Regions from separate parts of the Homo sapiens genome. Here region 1 is linked to region 2. Evidence: read pairs that join two places in POLR2A ChIA-PET (ENCODE). Cell type or tissue: IMR-90. All regions are shown on one strand. Each heading gives the region's core, and the rest is flanking DNA. Links, peaks and the distances in the headings are about the cores only. Region 1 overlaps ZDHHC22 (zDHHC palmitoyltransferase 22). Region 2 holds the start of SLIRP (SRA stem-loop interacting RNA binding protein).

Region 1 (10,554 bases), core at 4,454-8,453, 580 kb after region 2:
ATTACACGTACAGAGTCACAGACAAGGACACACACACACACATCGTGGTCCCTCACGCACACATACCTCCAAAGAGCCTTGGGTAACCTGGTGAGGTCCCTGAGTGCTGCCCAAGATGTGTGTGTGGGTGGGGACGCAGGGACGGAGAAAGGGGAGTGTGAAGCAGGATTTCCAGCAGGTCAAGTGCCGCTGATTCTCCTGCCCCCGACCCCAAATCCTTCCCTTTCTCCTCCTAGGGAGGTCTGAACCAGAAATCCCAAACCTGGGCTTGTTTCCACATCCACAGAGGGGAGGAGTCCTATCCCCCGGTGCCCCCCACCCTCACAACTCCTAAAGACTGCAAACGAGTCCCTCCCTCCTGTGCCAGACTCTGCCGCGCCAAGGCGCCGAGCTCGCTCAAAACCCCAGGCAACACTCACCCCCAGGTGGGGCCTAGACCCGAGGCCGCTGCGGGCTCGGGTCTCTGGCCTGCCTGATCCGGGGTTAGGGAACTGGGGAGGGGAAATCCGCGGGACAGGGGGTTGGGGGCGTGGAGTCGCGTGCAGTGCCCCAGACGCGCGGCACGGAGGAGCGGGCGAGGGCGCCCCCTGGACGCCGTAGTCAGTCAGTCCTCTTCTCACCCCGGGCCCCGCAGGAATGTAATCGAGGATGCTGGCCCTGCGGCTGCTCAACGTGGTGGCCCCCGCCTACTTCTTGTGCATCTCCCTGGTGACCTTCGTGCTGCAGCTCTTCCTCTTCCTGCCCAGCATGCGCGAGGACCCCGCGGCCGCCCGGCTCTTCTCGCCCGCCCTGCTCCACGGGGCGCTCTTCCTATTCCTCTCGGCCAACGCCCTGGGCAATTACGTCCTTGTCATCCAGAACTCCCCAGACGACCTGGGGGCCTGCCAGGGGGCCTCGGCCAGGAAGACTCCATGCCCCTCACCTAGCACCCACTTCTGCCGAGTGTGCGCCAGAGTCACCCTGAGGCACGACCATCACTGTTTCTTCACCGGCAACTGCATCGGCAGCAGGAACATGCGCAACTTCGTCCTGTTCTGCCTCTACACCTCCCTGGCCTGCCTCTACTCCATGGTGGCCGGCGTGGCCTACATCTCCGCTGTCCTTTCCATCTCCTTCGCCCACCCCTTGGCCTTCCTCACGCTCCTGCCCACCTCCATCAGCCAGTTCTTCTCCGGTGAGTGGGCCTTGGCGGGCAGGTTGGGCTCTACACAAAGACCTCCCACCCCAAAGGTTGCCGGGCCCCAAACCCCAACCCCAAAAGTTGCCAGATTTAGCAAATAAAAATACAGACCGTCCCGCTAAATTAAAATTTCAGATAAACAACTCATAATTTTTTAGTATAATTATGTCCCAGATATTGTATGAGATACACTGAGAAAATTTGCTATTGGCTATCTGAAATGCAAATTAAGCGGACATGCTGTATTTTATTGGTAACATCCCCCCTTGCCCCCATCATTCTCATCCATCATGCTGTCCATATGCTCACAGAGTTGTGGCATCCAGGTAATACACCTGCTCTGTGCCAGGCAGGACTAGGTGCTGGCCATTCCTCCATGTAGCCCCATGAGGTACAACCATGCTATGACATTCCTCTGCCTGGTCCCCAGTTCTGCTTACATGTCACCCAAGGACTCTGCTCTCCAGAGGTCTCACCAACCAATTGCAGTAATATTGAACTTGTTGCCAGCCCAGCCCAGCAGGAGGCTAAGCTCTGTCCTCCTGCCTATTATGTTTGACCTCACCAGCCTGTTCTCCAGCCTGCTGATGGCTCAGAGCAGAGGGAACGTGGGTGGGAGAGGCAGGTTTTTTGTTTTTTTTTTTTAAGACAGAGTCTCACTCCATCACACAGGCTGAAGCGCAGTGGTGAAAGCAATCTCTGCTTACTGTAACCTCTACCTCCCAGGTTCAAGTGATTCTCTTGCCTCAACCTCCCGAGTAGCTGGGATTACAGGTGCGTGCCACCACGCCACACTAATTTTTGTATTTTTAGTAGAGATGGTGTTTTACTGTGTTGGCCAGGCGGGCCTTGAACTCTTGACCTAAAGTGATCCGCCCACCTTGGCCTCCCAAAGTGCTGGGATTTACAGATGTGAGCCACTGCGCCTGGCTGAGGACTGCACTTTAACTAGTATGCACCAAGGACCACTACCTGATACCTGGCCCTAGAAGGACTCAGCTCCTGGTGGCAGTTCTTACCACTTTATTTGGCCTTGAGACTGGCTCCTACTGCGTTTCCTTCCACTTCCTCCCTACCCTGGCCTTTGACTCTGAATGGCTTAGCTTCCACAATCAGTAGTGTCTACGTGCTTGAGTGTGCATGTATAGCATTGCTATCTCCATTTCTCAGATGATGAAACCGAGACTCAGACGGGACTAAGTGGCTTGCCCAGTGTCTTCCTGCTACTGAGTGGCAGTCTCTGGTCTGCCTCTCAGGTCCTTAATCCACAGCTCTTCTGCAGTGGCTCAGGGAATAGAACATGCTTCCTCACCTGTTGGCCTTCTAGGAGCAAAGAAAGGCAGAGGGCAGCTACTTCCTCTGAAAGCCCAAGATTGTTTTGAGGTGCCTGGGCTGAACATTCATAAAAATTCTGCTCTACTCTGGGGGAAGCCATCATTTCAGTCTTTGTGGTGGCTACAGCCCAGTTCTTCCCAGGCATAGAACTATCATGCCATTTGGCAGTGGGAACACAGAGATACAGGGGGGACCCAGCTACGGGGGCTGCCTTCAGGGCTGGTGGCTGAGCTGGGTCCAGAACTCACAGCTTTCAGGCCTTCTGGATCCCAGCACTGGCACAGGAGGCTGCCGGGACCAAAATAACCAGGACGGGGGAGGGTGGGTGGGTGGGCTAGTGGGTGGAGTGTGAGCACAGGCAGGTGGAGGGATGAAGAGAGCCAACAAGCCTGCTTATACTTTCTTTTCCAAGTAGTTTCGCCAACCGTAAAAATGGATGGTTCCAGAAGGAAGACCTTGAAATGGTTTGATTTGAGATAAATCTGGGCTTGAGGCCTGTCCATATGTGCTAGGTTTGATCTGATGGGAGAACAGAGCCAGTGAGTGCCCACCTTGGGGCCCAGACTCCTGTGCCAGCATGAGTTCCAGTGTCTTTCACTTCCTCACCATATCCACTGGAAACAGGCGAGCAAGACTTCTTACCTCCAACTCTCCTATCTCATCTTTTGTGACCTTTCATCTTTCCTCTTGAGGACCTTCCTTTCTTTCCCTCCCATGACATACACCCCACCTGTTTGGCTTTCCCTTTCCCATTCCTCTTGTTCCCCAACCCTCAATCCGAACAGTTGGTAGCACCCTCTCTCATCTGCACAGGAGGACAGGTGGACAGAAAAGAGTAAGAAGCATGGGTTGTTTAATAGAAATTGAGTTCAAGATCAGCCTGGGCAAGATGGTGAGACTCCGTTGCTACAAAAATAAAAAATAAATAAATACACTAGCCAGGCATAGTGGCATGTGCCTGTTTTCCCAGCTACTCAGGAGGCTGAGGTGAGAGAATTGCTTGAGCCCAAGAGTTTGAGGCTGCAGTGAGCTATGATCATGCCACTGCACTCTATCCAGCCTGGGCTACAGAGCAAGACCCTGTCTCAAGAAAAAAAGAAAGAAAGAAATTGAGCTGTCCCCAACTGTGGTACAGATCTGAGTCAGATCTGTCACCAGAGCATGGATGGCTGTGAGTTTGGGCCTTGAGAGCTAAAAGTGGGAGGGGTCTTCTAGTGTGAAGGTGGCGGCCAACCACAGGCCCTCAGCTGATCCAGAGAGGGAGGCGGCTAGCTAGTTAGGTTTCAGAAGTTACCCTTTCTTTTGGCTTTGTGGGACCAGTACAGGTTGCTGTGTCACCTCTCTGAACCTTATTCTTATCTGGGAAATGGAGATGCCACCATCTGACCTGTATCTTGGCATTTGGGTAAGTACACCAGCATGATGGGTGCTACCAGAAAGTCCAGTAAGAGGGAAAGGGGACTAATGTTCATTGAGCACCTATTATGTACCACCCACTATGCATGTCACATTTCACCCATTCCTCTTGACAAGTCCATATTATCATGTCCATTTTTAAGGCTCAGAAACCAAAGACTCAGCAAGGTTAAGTTGCACCAACACCACACAGCTGGTACGATTCCAAACCAAGATTTGGAGTTGGGGCTTCTAGCCTCCAAAGCTCATACTCTTTCCACCCACCATACTGCCTCTTGGGGGCTGCCTCTCTGAAGCTGCTTCTCGAATGAGCCACTTTGGAAGGGAGGCAGCTACTTGTCCTTGGATGTATTAAAAAGTATGCTGGGTGATTATTTGTCAAAGGTGTTATAGATGCCTGTTGGGAGGAAGGGGCAGGGGAGATTGACTGATGTGTCCTTTTAGGCTCATTAGGAAAATTCTGTGATTTTTAAAAAGAGGCAGAACTATTATTAAATAGTTAAGAGGAGCTGAAGCAGCCAGGCTAGGTAACTTCAAACACTTTTAGAGAAAGCAGGTCCCCAGAATAGCCTTTTGTAGCTGCTGCATGGGGCCAAGAAAAGGCCGCAAGTTCTTTTTCTCATGCCTTGATTTAGTGCCAGGAAAAAACCCTGTGGGAAATGGCTTCCATCCACCCAGGCTTGTTCCTGGGGCAGTGTTGCAAGGCAGGCCCAAGCTTGACAGCTCTGATGTTCTCACATCCCAGCTTGAGGGCCACCTTTGCCTGTCAGCATTCCTCACGCCAAAGAGCACCATGGACCTGGGATCCTCCATCCCCCACATGGCTGCCCAAGCTAATCTGTGCCGACATGGAAGAAGTGGGTCAGGGGATGGCACAGCCCAATGTGAGCCCTGTCCCACTGCTGCCCCTGTGCCAGTGGAGGGGCTGCTGTAAATGGCAGCTGGGCCTATCTGTCCCCAGCTTTGTAAAAAAAAAAAAAAATAATACAGCTATCCAAGCTCCTAGGGATGAGGACAAGAGGAGGCTGCTAATGAGAGAATCTAAATCAGATCCACATCCTCCATGGCTGCTGAGTCCACCACTGCTCATACTGGACAAGTGTTGAAAGCCCAGTTGACAGGGCTTTGGAAATTGGAGGTTGGAGAGACTTGGGAAGAGGTGGGCTGGGGCAAGAGAAGGCTAGGGAAAGGGCAAAATATGGTTGAGATTTTCAAGGGCAGAATAGGTTGTAAGGTGGAGTCCTTAGAGGAGGTGCCCCCCCCCCACCAGAGGAGGTGATAGGGTTGCCCTACAGGGAACCAAAGGCTAAGGAATACTTTCGAATTAACTCCAGGGTCCAGTGCCCTGGCTGCTGGGTAGGTCAAGGTAAGTGTCTTTGCCACAGCTGCCAAAGTTGCAGCCCAGCCAGGACTCTAAGCCCTGAAAAGGAGAAGGAAAAAGCTTGATAGTTTCAGGAGTTGAACTCATTTTGGATGTAGTCTCCTGCTCTGTAAAATGACCCTCTGCTGGGAGCACCGCTCTGAGTGTGAACCGGAATGCTGACCACTCTGTACATCATTTTCTTGAAACATGCAGCTGTATGAAATCGTTAGTGTTATTATACCCATTGTACAGATGAACGAGCTGCAACTGAGAGGTTGGGACACTTGTGCCAGTCCACACAGCTGGGAGATTCAAACCTAGCATGGACCAGCCACCCAAACTCTGAGGAAGAGTGTGGGAGCTCTTACTCAGTGGTTATTTCAAACCAGTAATAGGAAGTGCTTGGTTTAGAGGGATTCTGGGGAGATCCTGCCCCACGACACAGGGCTGATGACCTTGGGGGCCTCTTCTAGCAAGCTTTGATTGACAGAACCAGCTCTGGTGGAATGCGGTGGTGGCCACACTGTCCTCTTGTTAACATTAATGACTGAATTATTCTCTACGTTGGTGTTCTGGGCTGCTCTTCAGACTAAGCTCGTGACTTATTCTTCCCAGATCTCCATCATGCTGTCATTTTCCTGAGTCCTCTCAACCAGCGTTCCCAGAACAGTAGGGAGAAGGTGCTGTGGACTAGACAGCTGCCCAGGCACCTGCTCCCTCTTTAGGGTCCCCAGCTCACCCCTCTCTCCTCCTGAGCAAAACCCCTTCACCCTGCTTCTAGCCCAAAAGGAGAAAGCAGAGAGAGACAGGCATCTCCTACTCTACAGAAATGTTATCAGCGGCCAGGTGCTGCCCCAGGAGCTGAGGGCTGTCCTTGCTAAGCTCATCAAACTTAGCTCTCTTCTCTGCCATGTCTCCAGTCTTCCCCTCTTGCCTCAGGTGCCATCCGCGCCAAGAAAAAGTTAGGGCAGCTGGTTCTTCCTTCCTCTCCCTCACTGCAGCTGCAGCGCTGAGGTTGCTACAAAATGTAGCGTCAATCTCATTAATCTCCCTCCCTCCCGGTGGAAAGCCTGCCTAGATCGCAGTTATGCCGGTGGCCTGGGTGTAAAGCGGCTCTGGTGTTTCCCCTCCCCGTGCCCTGCAGGAGCTGTCCTGGGTTCTGAAATGTTCGTCATCCTCATGCTCTACCTCTGGTTCGCCATCGGCCTGGCCTGCGCCGGCTTCTGCTGCCACCAGCTGCTGTTGATCCTCCGCGGGCAGACCCGCCACCAGGTGCGGAAGGGGGTGGCAGTGAGGGCCCGGCCCTGGCGCAAGAACTTACAAGAGGTCTTCGGAAAGAGGTGGCTGCTGGGCCTGCTGGTCCCCATGTTCAATGTCGGAAGTGAGAGCTCCAAGCAGCAGGATAAGTAGTAGACACTCCCGTCATTTATCTCTCTGTCTCTGTCTTGACTCCTCCTGAGCATAAAACCATGGCAGCCTTGTCTCCACCCATGACTCACTACAACCTTGTGCTGGTAAGGTCCTAGCATCTTCCCCTCACCTTCCACCCATGAGAACAGCGTGAGCTGGTGGATCATGACAAGGAGGAAAAATGTCCCCCCAGGCATTTCTAGGCTCCTCACGAGCCAGCCAGGTGGCTGCTAGCTGTTAGGCTGCCTCTGCTTTCTTTCCGTCCCCTTGGGATCCCTGCTTTCCCCCTCTTCCTGGCTCATCCATTCTCCACCGTGTCTCATTCATCACTGCTGTCTGCTAGAGCCCTTCCTCTCAGCCCCCATGTTGGGAGAGGGGAGTGGATTCTTGCTGCTGGTATGAGACTCCCTGGGACCTAGAGGCTGGCAAATGTTTAAAATCACCACGTGTAAGAGGCAGCCAAGTCAGCTCTGCCAACTGCTAGGGGAGTTGGGAAAGAGTGGGTGTGTGTCCGCATCCCCTCTGTAGGAAAAAGAACTTAGTAGCTTGCTGCTCCCTCACCACCCCCCACCAGGTTCAAGACCCTTTTTCTGGGAGACAGCAATCAATGGCCTGCTTTTTCCAAATGTTATTCCCTGTCCACCCTGCCCCATCTGGCCGGCCCAGCCCAGTCCAGGACCTGGCTGGATGCTTCCTGTCCCTGGAACTCTTCCAGCCTTTCTACTTGATCTCCAGCCCCCAGGTCTTTGCCAGATGATGGGAAGGCAAGGAAGAAGGGACAGGGAAAGATAATTACTGATAAATGAAGGGGATATTCGACTGTATAACCATATGGAAGTGTGTGTGTGTGTGTGTGTGTGTGTGTGAGAGAGAGAGAGAGAGAGATGGGTGGTGGTGAGAAGTGTTGTTAGAAACATATAGGAATAATGCCTAGGGGAAAGGGAGAAGTGAGAGGGACAATTGGGTTCATTTATGCCCTATACAAAGGGCATTCCAGCAGCTGAAACTCTTCAATGTTTGAATGGCTGCCTGTGAAGGTAGTGAGTGCCCCATCACTGGAGGTATTCCAGCAGAGTCTAGGCAGTCGTCTGCCAGGCATGCTGTGGAAGGGATTTCTGTACAGGGTCATTCTAGGTGAGCTTACACATTCCTTCCAACCCCAAGGTTCTGATGTCCTGGTTGTGATTGCTGGACCCAGAGGCAAGATCTGCAGAGATGCCTGTGAGATATTTGCTTTCCTAGAGGGGAGTGTGGGCATGGGAGGGGTCTGAAAATCAGGACCCAACCCAGCCACTGAAGAGAGAGTCTCTGCAGAGACAGGGCTACCTGGGTGGTTGAGGGGACTGACATTTGAGGACAGGGAGATGGAGCAGTGTCATTGTCAGTGGCAGGGCATGGGGGGCAGTGGTGAGCTAAGGCTGAGGAGTGGAGATGACCAGAATATAAGGGTGCAATTCCCAGACCATCCCTGCGCATCTGACTGACTCCGGTGGAGGCACTGCTGTGTGTTTTCTGAAACCTAGAGGACCAGACCTCTGGGGCATATAAGGGAGTAGGGACAACACAAGTGCCCCCTCCTGACTGGGTCCCAAAGCCAATATGACATCCATGCAGGCAGCAGTGCTGAATCCATGCCCTGCAATGTCCAACCGCCAACTGCAGTGACCCGCTGATAGCTGCGCAACAGCCTGGGTTCTTGAGCAGAGATTGGGAGGACTTTACTGTGGTTCTGCCTTCACACCCCCTAGAGAGCTAATGTAGTATTGGCTCCACCTGCTCACATTTCTCCCTCCCATACTCATTCCTTCACTCATCCATCCTACGTATATTTATTGAGTGCCAACTACGTTCCCAGCCTCTTCCAGGCACTGGCAATGCAGTGATGAACAGGATGACAAGATTCATGCCATCAGGGGCACCTTGTCACTGCCGTCTGTGCACTGATTCACACTCCCTGCAAAATGGTCACTCTGCCATCTTGGTGGTTGGTGGGGCAGGTCATTTGGAAATAAAGAATGTGATAGAGATGGCTGAAGAGGGGAAGCCTAGGCTGCCTCAATGGAGGAGTCGCTGGGGGCATTTTCACCCACAATTCTGGCCATACTTAAGCAATGGGAGGGAGAGGGAGGAGGGGAAGATCTGGGCAATTTTGGCCTTGACTCTTTCCTGGCTCCAGAGCTCAAGCTTAGAAGCCAGCCCTGCTATTTCCAGCCTCCTGAAGGCTCAGCACGGTGAGGCCTGACATCCTGGGGAAGGGCAACAGGGAGACCTACAGGATGTTGGCTGCTTGCAGACTGGTCAATGGGGGATGACGGTGGGGAGGTTGCCAGATGTGAGACTTGAGTAGCATTTGTACACATGGCCCTGTATTGTCCTTGAAGAACATCAATAAAATATATGGTTTTAAATTGGATTTGATATGATTGTATGGGCACTGTTGGTAGCAGGGCTGGACTGTACTGATGCAGCCATACTAGCTATTCAAATATTTAAAATAAGTATTGAAAATACTAAGAAATTCTTACAACTAAGAAAGTTGGTAAACAACCATGGCTCAGATTCTCTGAGTATCCTACCCCTTCTGCCCCTGCTCCTCCCTGGGGACCCTGGATTCACTCCACAATCCAGCAACTAAAGTGATCATTCCTGGCACATGCATGGGGCCCCCCAGCCCTGCTGCAGCCCTCAGTCAGAGTCCATTGTGATTTGTCAGGGCTGGGCTGTGTGGTGCTAAATAGGTGTCACCTCTGGTTGGTAACCAGAGGCTTCAGTGCTGGGTTGGTAACCAGAGGCTTCAGTGCTGGGGTCCATGGACCCACAGGGACCAGAGATGGAATATCTTACCTAGGAACTTCCCTTTTCCTCCTTCTCCTTCCATTCTTTCTCCTCCTCTCCCTCTCCTCCCCATATCAGAAGACAGGTGAGGAAAAGAGTGAAGAGAGTCCCTCTGCTGCTCCTCCACAGACAGAGCCAGCTTCTCCTAGGGATCAGTCAGGCCCCCTGCCCTCTCAGGCCCTGCAACATCTGGAGGTCTCAGGCTTCCCAGCCCTGGGGACAGTTGGGAGGGTGTTGAGCCTTTCAGGCAGTGGGCCCTGAGCAGACGAATGAGCAAGGCCTCTGATTCATCCTAAAGACACAAGGCCTGGACTGAGGAAGGATACAACTGCAAAGAGCTGTTGCAGAACCCTCAGCCTAGCCGAGTGTCATGGTGGTGTATGTTCCCTGAACACACACCAACAGGCGAACAGCTTTGCTGCAGGTGCTGGGTGAATGGAGCTGTGGTGAATCCTCAGCACATTCTAGAACATGGGCTGCCTACACTCCATGGGGCAGGCACCACACTTGCCTTGGTCACTGTCATATCCTTGATGCGTAGCAGGGGCTAGGCACACAGTAGGTGCTCAATGAATATTGCCTGAATGATGCAGATTTAGCGCTCACATGCTTACTCCACATCTCTTATTCCCATGCTGGACCCAGGACTGCACTTTGCACATCGTGGGGCTAGAAAACAGATGAGACCACTCTCTCTTCGAGGAGTTCCCATTCTGGCAGAGGTTTCTGGGAGTGCTCAGAGGAGGGAGAGAGCACATTCTGCTGCTAGGTCTGGGGCCTTTCCATGATACGGGGCCTGGAAAGATGGATGAGATTTCAGCAGGCAAAGAGGGACAGGGAGGGCTTTCCAGGGACAGAGAACAGGCCTGGGCCTTGGGGTATAAGGGATATCACAAAGAGGCAGAGGAGGTTAAGGCTGAGAGTAGGGACCCAAGCAGAGAGGGCTCTGAATGCCAAGCTAAGGGACCTGGAGGGCATTTGACAGGCAATAGGGAACCACTGAAAGTTCTGAGCA
Region 2 (10,554 bases), core at 3,106-7,105:
ACTTTGTAAATGGTCAGGATAAAAACCAAATCTGGGTGCCAGATCCCAGCACTACTTTTTATTACTGGAGAAATGGGGGGGATAGAAAATTCTACTTTGAATTATTTAGTTTTTTTTAAAGAGTGGGTTGTGTTTGTGCTTCTCCCACCTTTCAGCATTTATAGAACATGCTGCCCCACATACAAAGTCAAGACCACTTACTTTTATGTGACACTAGTAGTTTGGGGTTAATGTTTTGTGTAAGAACAGCTGCATATGAGTAAAGTTACCCCAACCACAGTGAGGAGGAAGATGTTCACATACTGGAACTGTCCTGCCAAATAAATTTTGCCCCTATTGTGCTCTGTTTTAATTTGGAGTGGGCAAAGTAACCTCTTGCTTGGTGCAACTATTTGTTTCAAATAAAAACATTTAGACAAAATTCTCAGTTATGTTAACTTTATTAATAGGCTGCAGTCTCAAAAATCTTTCTTTTCATCATCAGATGTTTGCGGAAGTTTTGGCCTTCTAGTGTGAACCTGGACCTTAAAAAAATAAGCACTGTAAGGGAGGAAAGGCAATGTCTGCAAAAACATTCAAACTGAAAATCACTTTATTAGGGAGTCAGTATGAATAATGAATAACCCAGGCAGTTTTTATTTGTCCCTTGTTCTTTCGTTTTCTCCTCAAATTCCTTTTACCATCTTTGTTGGTATTATGACTCCCTAACCCTCAATTAAAAATTGTAAATCAGACCAGGGGCAGTGGCTCAGGCCTGTAATGCCAGCATTTTGGCAAGCTGAGGCAAGAGGATTGCTTGAGGCCAGGAGTTCAACACCACCCTGCAACATAGCAAGGCCCTGTCTCATTAAAACTAAAATTTAAAATAAAATAGTAAATCAGTTTGGCCCAGGATCACATGGTGGGTAAGCCAAGATTTCAGCCCCAGCTTGCCTGACCTGAAAAGCAGACTGCTGGCCAGGCGCTGTGGCTCACGCCTGTAATCCCAGCACTTTGGGAGGCCGAGGTGGGCGGATTGCCTGAGGTCAGGAGTTTGAGACCAGCCTGACCAACATGATGAAACCCAATCTCTACTAAAAATACAAAAAAAATTAGCAGTGCGTGGTGGCGCATGCCTGTAATCCCAGCTACTCGGGAGGTTGAGGCAGGAGAATCGCTTGAACCCAGGAGGCGGAGGTTGCAGTGATCCAAGATTGCACCATTGCACTCTAGCCTGGGCAACAAGAGCAAGACTCTCAAAAAGAAAAAAGAAAAGTAGACTGTTATGTCCACTGTGTTACATATCTTGCTACCCATTAAAGGGTCATCTTGTACTTTCCTGGACCTTTTAAAACTGGGCACTCTACCACCCCCCATTTTTTTTTTTTTTTTTTTTTTGAGATGGAGTTTTGCTCTTGTTGCCCAGGCTGGAGTGCAATGGCGCGATTTTAGTTCACTGCAACCTCTGTCTCTTGGGTTCTCCTGCCTCAGTCTCCTGAGTAGCTGGGACTACAGGCATGTGCCACCACGCCCATCTAATTTTTTTTGTATTTTTAGTAGAGATGGGGTTTCTCCATGTTGGTCAGGCTGGTCTCAAACTCCTGACCTCTGGTGATCCCCCCCGCCTCGGCCTCCCAAAGTGCTGGGATTATAGGCATGAACCACTGCGCCTGGCCTACCACCGCACCATTCTTTTTTTGTTGTTGTTTTGTTTGTTTGTTTGTTTGAGATGGAGTCTCGCTATCGCCCAGGCTGGAGTGCAGTGGCGCAATCTCGGCTCACTGCAGGCTCCACCCCCTGGGGTTCACGCCATTCTCCTGCCTCAGCCTCCCGAGTAGCTGGGACTACAGGCGCCCGCCACCTTGCCAGGCTAATTTTTTGTATTTTTAGTAGAGACGGGGTTTCACCGTGTTAGCCAGGATGGTCTCGATCTCCTGACCTTGTGATCCGCCCGCCTCGGCCTCCCAAAGTGCTGGGATTACAGGCGTGAGCCACCGTGCCCAGCCTCCACCCCACCATTCTTAACAAGCATTAAGGCAGCTTCAGTTACAAATCTCTCCAAGTCCCCATCATTCCACATTTATGATCTATTTAATTGATACATAATTAAATAGTACCTACATGTATATCATGTATGTATCTGGCATAGAAATAAATTTACCTTTACTCCATCTATAATATGATTTTCCTGTTGTAGTGCATTCCGAAGTCCTTCTTCTGAAGAAAACTGAACCCAACCCAAACCTCTGTGAAAGCCAGTCTCCTTGTCCTAAAAATTCAAAATATAGGAAAAGATTAATCATGAACTTCAGAAAGTTTCCATGAGTTCCAAATCAAACTACCAACTTTTTCATCTGCCAAAAATCGGACTTTTTAATTTAATTTTATTTTATTTTTAGGCAGGGTCTTGCTCTGTCACCCAGGCTGGGGTGCAGTGGTATGAACGCAACTCACTGCAGCCTCAACTTCCTGGGTTCAAGCAATCCTCCCACCTCAGCCTCTTCAGTAGCTGGGATCACAGGTACATACCACCATGTCTGCCTCATTTTTTATATTTTTTGCAGAGATGGGGTCTTCCCATCTTACCCAGGCCGGTCTCAAACTCCTGGGCTCAAGCAATCTTCCCATCTGGGCCTCCCAAAGTAGTGAAATTACAGGCATAAGCCACCATGCCCAGCCAAAAATCGGATCACAGACATTTATAAGTGTCAGTAACCTTGCTTTACACCCTTCCTGATTACCCAAGGCTAAATCCCTGTGTTGTTAAGCTTCCTGTTTTCCTTGCTGCCATTAGAGAAGATACGGGTCATGAGCTTTCTGTGTCATTCTAGATGCAAACCATACTAACAGTAATAGCTAAGGGAAATTTTGATCAGTACTCTTGTTCTAAGCTTCGTTTCTAGAAACTAGAAAATTAAGCCTCAAAGCCTTGTTGCACTCATTTCTGAATCCAGTCACCCTCACCACCACCACGACTATCATCACGTGTTCCTAATGAAAAACAAGAAAAGATAATATTTAGCCCTTACTCAACCTAGTTACAGACTTCTGGTTAATTTAAACAATTTTGCTATTTTCCCTTGTGCAAAAGTTTCAACCTATACATCGCATACGGAAAACAGATTCTAGAGTGCTTGGATGTACCCTGCCCCTCCAGCCCTTCGACAGAAAACAGATATTAAGATGTCTAGTCCCTGTAGATGACAAACTGGTCCTCATTAGTCTCATTCAAGTCATGCTGTGCTTTGCCAAAAAAAACAAAATCTTACAATTGCTCCTCTACTTCAAGGATAACTTTATAAGGATTAACCTAGAAGACGGAAAGTTTCTGGTGATGTCCCAATGATCCATTCATTGTAGATACAACAATTTCTAAAGCATTCCTTTATTGTCATGTGACCACTTCCACAGTCAAAGGCATTAAGAAATTTGTTTATATTAAAACATAGGCCAGGTGCAGTGGCTCAATCCCAGCACTTTGGGAGGCTGAGGTGGATGGATGGCTTGAGGTCAGGAGTTTGGGACCAGCCTGGCCAACATAGTGAAACTCCATCTCTACTAAAAATACAAAAATTAGCTGGGTGTGGTGGCCCATGCCTGTAGTCCCAGCTATCTGGGTGACTGAGGAAGGGGGATCACTTGAACCCAGGAGGCAGCGATTGCAGTGAGCTGAGATCACGCCTCTGCACTCCAGCCTGGGCGACAGAGCAAGGCTGTCTCAAAAAAAATAACTCAGTCCAGGTGTGGTGGCTCATGCCTGTAATCACAGCACTTTGGGAGCTGAGGTGAGTAGACTGCTTGAGTGCGGGAGCTCGAGACCAGCCTGGGCAATATGGTGAAGCCCCATTTCTACAAAGAGTACAAAAAATTAGTCAGGTGTGGTGGCACACGACTAATCCCAGCTACTCAGGAGGCAGAGGCAGAAGGATCCCTTGAACCCAGGAGTTCAAGCCTGCAGTGAACTTGATTGTGCCACTGCACTCCAGCCTGAGTGAGAGAGAGAACCTGTCTCAAAAAAGGAACCAGGATTTCCAACTAGAGTACAATGAATGGAACAAAAAAATATTTTTTTTGTCATATTTTATTTTGTTTTACCAACATCAAAGCCGCCTTTTATTTAAATCTAAGATCTATTCTTTGCAGGTCCTATTTTATTTATGGACCAATAAAAATCTATTCATTTTTTTGCAAGGAACTTTTTATTTAAATGCTCTTGAAAAAATTGAAGTTTTCAAACTTACAGAAAATATTTCATGTCCATAATACATGTGCCCAACTTTTCTATTCAACTATATAAAATTCCATTGCATCAGTGACTTAATATCTAATCAATCCCAGTGATGAACATTTAAGTTTCTTCTTCTTACTTGACATTAAATAATGCTGCTTTGGAATATTCTTGACCACACATTTCTGTAGGATAAATTCTTAGAAAAGTAACCGCTAGATCAAAGCAAATATAAATTCTTAACTTTGGTATTTTGCCAACTACACAACAGAACTGAAGGTACCAGTTGAACTTCTCAACAACTTGAGTGCCAGATTCCCTACACCTTCACCGGCACTATATATAACTAATCTGTTAGTCTTTGGGAGTCAAGTAACATTAAACCAAGAATTAAGAATTTAAGTTCCTTTATGTTGTTATTTTACCACAGCCCTTACAGTGCTGCAAGGAAAAAAGGGTTTCAGTGAAGTGTGTGTGAACTCTATGTACTCACATCACACCCTAAAAAAGCCCACAGAAAAATACAGCCCAGGATAAATTTATAGGCTGATTTCTAAACCCTCACAAGAAAGCAAAGGAAATGTAATTAATATAAAAATATTGTTTTATTAGTTATAAATCTAAAAAAGAAAATGGTACTCAATGAAGATAAAACTTAAAATATCCTCTGCCAATTATTAGAAATCTCAAGTCCTTATTAGAATACTGTAGTAGGCAGAATTCTAAGATGGGCCCCATGATCTCCATGCATTCCCCATGTTACACCCTATATAATCTCCTCCCCTCCTTGGGTGGAGGAGAAACCTGACTTGCTTCTAACCAAAAGAATACAGCGAAAGTAATGGGATGTCACTCCTGTGATTATGTTCTGTATAAGATGCCATCTTAAGCAGACTGGAGAAGCCCTTGCTGGCTTTAAAGAAGCAAGCTGCCATATTGTAAGACAGCCTACAGATAAACTAGGTAACAAGGAACTGCAGGGAGTTCCTAGGTGAGAGCAGCTCCCAACTCAGAGCCAAAGGTCAACAAGAAAACAGACCTCAGTCCTACAGTTAAAGATGAATTATGGCCGGGCATGAAGGCTCACACCTGTAATCCCAGCATTTTGGGAAGCCCAGGCGGGCGGGTCACTTGAGGTCAGGAGTTCGAGACCAGCCTGGCCAACATAGCGAAACTCCATCTCTACTAAAAATACAAAAAATTAGCCGGGCGTAGTGGCGGGCGCCTGTAGTCCCAGCTACTCAGGAGGCTGAGGCAGGAGAATGGCGTGAACCCAGGAGGCAGAGCTTGTGGTGAGCCGAGATCGCGCCACTGCACTCCAGCCTAGGCCACAGAGTGAGACTCCGTCTCAAAAAAAAAAAAAAAAAAAAAATTAGCCGGTCGTGGTGGCGCATGCCTGTAGTCCCAGCTACTCAGGAGGCTGAGGCAGGAGAATGGCTTGAACCCAGGAGGCAGAGGTTGCAGTAAGCTGAGACTGCACCACTGCAACTCCAGCTTAGGCAAGGGAGAAAGACTCCATCTCAAAAAAAAAAAAAAAGGAATTTTGCCAACCACATGAGGGAGCTTGCAAGTCAGTCTTTTTCCCCAGTTGACCCTTTGATGAGACACACCACAGCCCCAGCTGACACCTGGAATATATAGCTATGTGAGATCCTAAGGAGAGGACCCAGCTAAACTGTGCTCAGCTGTGAGAGATGTGTTGTTTTTGAGCCATTACGCTTGTGGTATTTTGTTATACAACAATAAAAAAACTAACACAAATACCTATGATAAAGCTTTTTCACTTTTTAATCAAGTATCACTCAAAATGTAATCAATAAAGACTGTAGGCCGGGCACAGTGGCTCACGCCTGTAATCCCAGCACTTTGGGAGGCCAATGCAGGAGGATTGCTTGAAGCCAGGAGTTCAAGATCAGCCTGGGCAACATGGCAAGACCCCCATCTCCACAAAAATAAGCCAGCACAGTGGCTCACACCTGTAATCTCAACATTTTGGGAGGCCGAGGTGTGCGGATAGCTTGAGCCCAGGAGTTCGACGAGACCAGCATAAGCAACATGGCGAAACCCCATCTCTACAAAAAATACAAAAATTACCCAGGTGTGGTGGTGCATGCCTGTAGTCCCAGCTACTCAGGAGGCTGAGGTGGGAGGATCACCTAAGCCTGGGAGGCAGAGGTTGCAGTGAGCCATGACTGCATCACTGCACTCCACCTGGGGTGACAGAACAAGACCCTGTCTCTTAAAGAAAATGAAAATTAAAAAAATTTTCCAGTCTGGACAGTATGGCGAAACCCTGTCTCCACTAAAAAATACCAAAAAAGTTAGCTGGGCATGGTGGCACATGTCTATAGTCCCAGCTACTCAGGAGGCCAAGGCAGGAAGATCACTTAAGCCTGGGAGGCAGAGGCTGCAGTGAGATCAGGCCACTGCACCCCTGCAGGGGGACAGAGCGAGACCCTGTTGCAAGATAAGAATTTTTTAAAACACTTTAAGCTTTTTTTTCAACAATTTTTGTGAGTGTATAGTAGGTGTATATATTTATTTGGGTATATATTTATATATATTTATATATTATTAGGTGTATATATTTATATATTTATATATATAAATATGTATATTTATTATGGAGTACATGAGATGTTTTGATATAGGCATGCAATGTAAATTAAGCACATCATGGAGCATGGGGTATCTATCCCCTCAAGCATTTATCCTTTGACTTATGGGGTATCCATCCCCTCAGGCATTTATCCTTTGAGTTACAAATAATCCAATTACACTCTGAGTTATTTTAAAATGTACAATTATTATTGACCATAGTCACCCTGTTGTACTATCAAATAGGTCTTATTCATTCTATTTTTTTTGTACCCATTAGCCATCCCCACCTCCCACCTACTTTTCCTTAATACTTACAAAAGGTAAAATGCACCTTCTGACATGGCCGAACTGTGCAAAGTGTTCTTTCAGCTGACCTGTGTGGCAGAAGAAAACATTAAAAGTAGTTACTATATTTTGGATTCTCTATCTTAGACTGTAGAAAGACAGGGTCACCAGATTTCTTGTGGACAGGAACTACTTTGCATTTCCTTAAAGGCTTAAGATTTAGGAAGCAGCTATGGTACTGACTATAAAGCCATAATGTACCAGACTTGGTGGTGAGATGGACAGAGAAGTTGTTGAGTTGGCTGCAGTCTCCATCCTCAGCAAATATCGAGTGTTTTCATACCAGTTACTGTGCTATGTGGACTATGATCCCTGTGAGCAGATCACAATGAAGAAAAAGACAAATTACAATCCAGTGTGTTTCCCGGTATACTGAAGATTTCCAAATAAAATCCCAACTTACTGGTCTTTCACAATTTAGTAAAATGTGTTGAGTTGCCCTCACCTACCCTTCCTGCCTTATTTCCCACTGCTAGCCCCTAGTTACTCTCTAGTACAACTAATTGAATTATCTTTATCTGTCCTGCGGGTTACCCTCTTTGCATATGTTGTTCTCTCCCCTCCATATGTTGGTAATCCTATCTCCCCCTGGCTAACTTGTAACACTATAACTATCCTTCAAGACCCAAACCAAGTACATCCACTGAGTATTACTTTATTGGGCTCCTATCACAGTACAAGACAATGTACCAGCCCTGTGAGACTTCAAAGATTTAGAGTATATAATCTTAAAGACTAAAAACTACACGATCTGTTTCTCTTCTGAACTACAGTGCTTGTACTTCACTGATTTACTTTTTATAATATCTATTTAGTTCTCCTAGTTCACCAAAACCTCACTGGTTCAACAATTGCCTATATTTGTTCTAAGTCTCTTCATCCCCACCACTAATTGTAAGCTCCCTCAGCATATAAACCACTATGTTTACAGTGACCAATAAACAGCAGGGCCTCAATATTGGCTAAATGAATAAGTAAAAGTCCACTAATCCTTCCAACAATCCACAGAGACTAAATTTTGAAGGGCTCTAATGGTTAAGTCAAACCAACTGGCAAGATCAAGGTCTCACAGAATATGATACTGGAGAACAAAATAATGTTAAACATATGTTTTATACCAGATAATTAAAGTCCTAGAAGACACTGATTTCAAAACAAACCAGCTCTGGAAGGTAACCCTCTTCCTAAATTGCCTAAAATGGTGAAGGAAAAACAGCTGCAAGCACCAAGAACAATGCCTACCACAGAATAGATACTCAAATAAATATTTGCTGAATCAATGGAACAACAAAGAGAAACTGTTTCGAAGCTGTACATAATGCTGACTCTTTTTAAGGGTTTTAAACTAGCCCTTTATTGTCTGGAAACTTGCATCCGCAAGATGCTAATGAAACTCCTCAGCCTTTCCATAAAGTTTCACAGGGACTACGGGAGACTTTACTGGGCTTGGTCTTCACCAACCACATGTTTAAAACACGGGGCACAAACCAACCTATTTCCCATTCTACTACTCACATCTGAGCCACTAAAAACTTAGAAGAAACTAAATCTTGCTCCATTTTGTTTCCAGGGGTTGACCTGAAACATGAATATCTACAAAAAGAGTGACCACGAATGTTTACATGTTGGTAAGCAAATATAAAAACCTCATCTCAAAACTGCAGCTGACAAAAATTGAAGGTGGTGAAAGATTTCAGAACTAATTATTCCAACCTTTATCTGTAGACTAGGCCTCTCCCGTAAGTTTCAATTTTAGTTACCGTGAAAATAACTATCATTTGCTGAGTACTTACACTGTATCTAACACAAGTCTAAGAAGTTTGCATATAAACTCAATCCTCTCAACAATCCTATGAGTTGGGTATTATTGACTCCATTTTATCGATGAGTAAACTGAGGCCCAGTTGTGAGCCCTTTTCCCATACTAACTTCAGTTATTCAAGTGATAACAACGATTAAATGGCCAAGTTGGAATTCTAACCCCAACGGTCTAGCTTCGGAGTCCACTTCTCAGCCACAATGATATACAACCTTTGTCCAATTGCCTGACGGAAACCTCACAAGTTTCTCAAAGTCAACACATTCAAACTTTACTCATCTTCTCTTGGCCTGCTCCTAACTTCTAAACAAACAATTCACCAATGCTAAAAACCCAGAAATCATTTCTCCCTTTCCTTTATTCCGTACACTTCTCCCACTTAAGCCATCACGAAACGGCATCTAATTTGCTTTTAAAACATTAATGCATCTGACCACCATCCTTCTACCATCGCCCTAATTCAGGTCCTCACGTTTTAAGTAAATTAATGAAATTGCCTTTTAGCTCCTCTGCACGCCTACAATCTTGCCACCTTGAATCCATCCTCCACACTACAGTCAAAATTATCCCTTCTAAATTGTAAATCTTGGTTACCAAGTAATAAATCTTTACACCAAATCACTCCTAAAGGCAAGAGCCGGTGCATTCGTGACCCCAAAAGCTCAAGGGACATCCCTAAACGGTTAACTGCAAACAAAATTTCTTTCTGCTCACTTGCATGCTCAGGAGCAGTCTCCTAATTCAGCCACCACGCTGACTTAAGTACCCTGCAAAAAGCAGAAGCTTTGAGGATCACTTGGACCTAAAAATTCCACTACTCCCACATCTCCATCACTCACTCGACGCCGCAGTCCAAGGAATTCTTCTCACAAAAGCAACCGGCTGATTGATACTTCTACGCAGCGCCGCAGCACCTCTCGCTGCTGAGGCCGCCATCTTCAGACTAAAGCACCTTCTCGAGCCGAGGTCGCGGCCCCGGAAAAAATTTCCGGATCCGGAACACGAGAGAATCTGCTTCCGGATCAGAGGGTATAGGCCGCGAGATGGGGAAGATGGCAGCGGCCGTGGGCTCTGTGGCGACTCTGGCGACTGAGCCCGGGGAGGACGCCTTTCGGAAACTTTTCCGCTTCTACCGTCAGAGCCGGCCCGGGACCGCAGACCTGGAAGGGGTCATCGACTTCTCGGCGGCCCACGCAGCCCGTGGCAAGGGTCCTGGTGCCCAAAAGGTACAGAGAGAGGAGTGGCGCGCGTCTCTCCATCGCTTTGCCCCGCGTCTTGGAGGGACTTACGTGTCTTCTTCGCCTCTTTTCACCTCCAGACCGATTGTTATTGAACGATTCCTGACCTCCTTTGGCTGCAGAGTCGAACTCCCCACTAACCGTCACACTTAGCAATAAAGCGTTGAGATGCCTGTTTCTTTAGGCGGCCATTCCTGGCGGGGGCGCTCAGTCAAAAGAGCCTGGGAATCCGTGTTTATTTCTTACTGTAACTGTCTCCTCACATTTCTGTTTGGGTTTTTGTAAAACCCCATAGAACGTCTTTGTAGACGGTAGGGTAGACTTCTGCAGCTTAAAAAAAACCA

What was found. Peaks named below come from ENCODE experiments on the same cell type or tissue, not always from the same donor. Only the 100,000 strongest peaks of a DNase experiment are listed, where the experiment ranks them.
Region 1: POLR2A ChIA-PET joins it to region 2 with 15 read pairs; 2 of 35 experiments call an interaction of 5 or more read pairs at or near these places.

Annotation. Positions count from the first base shown.
Region 1 is chr14:77,129,833-77,140,386 of GRCh38, reverse strand. ZDHHC22 (zDHHC palmitoyltransferase 22) reads left to right here. Exons shown (of 3, transcript NM_174976.2): 2 at 635-1,174; 3 at 6,439-9,117. The coding sequence starts at 649. The coding sequence ends at 6,704. Among named protein-coding and RNA genes, the nearest start is that of ZDHHC22, 6.7 kb to the left of the region's middle. RefSeq lists enhancers at 1-205, 343-892, 6,100-6,599. In IMR-90, for the core only: no CTCF peak of the experiment used is centred there; a DNase peak (open chromatin) is centred at 6,446; H3K27me3 peaks cover 1,146 bases.
Region 2 is chr14:77,707,466-77,718,019 of GRCh38, reverse strand. It overlaps SLIRP (SRA stem-loop interacting RNA binding protein), which reads right to left and starts at 9,917. Exons shown (of 4, transcript NM_031210.6): 1 at 9,812-9,917; 2 at 7,124-7,182; 3 at 2,141-2,248; 4 at 422-524. The coding sequence starts at 9,908. The coding sequence ends at 459. ALKBH1 (alkB homolog 1, histone H2A dioxygenase) reads left to right here and starts at 9,997. Exons shown (of 6, transcript NM_006020.3): 1 at 9,997-10,198. The coding sequence starts at 10,016. It overlaps SNW1 (SNW domain containing 1), which reads left to right. Exons shown (of 14, transcript NM_012245.3): 14 at 1-421. RefSeq lists an enhancer at 10,034-10,363. In IMR-90, for the core only: no CTCF peak of the experiment used is centred there; no DNase peak of the experiment used is centred there.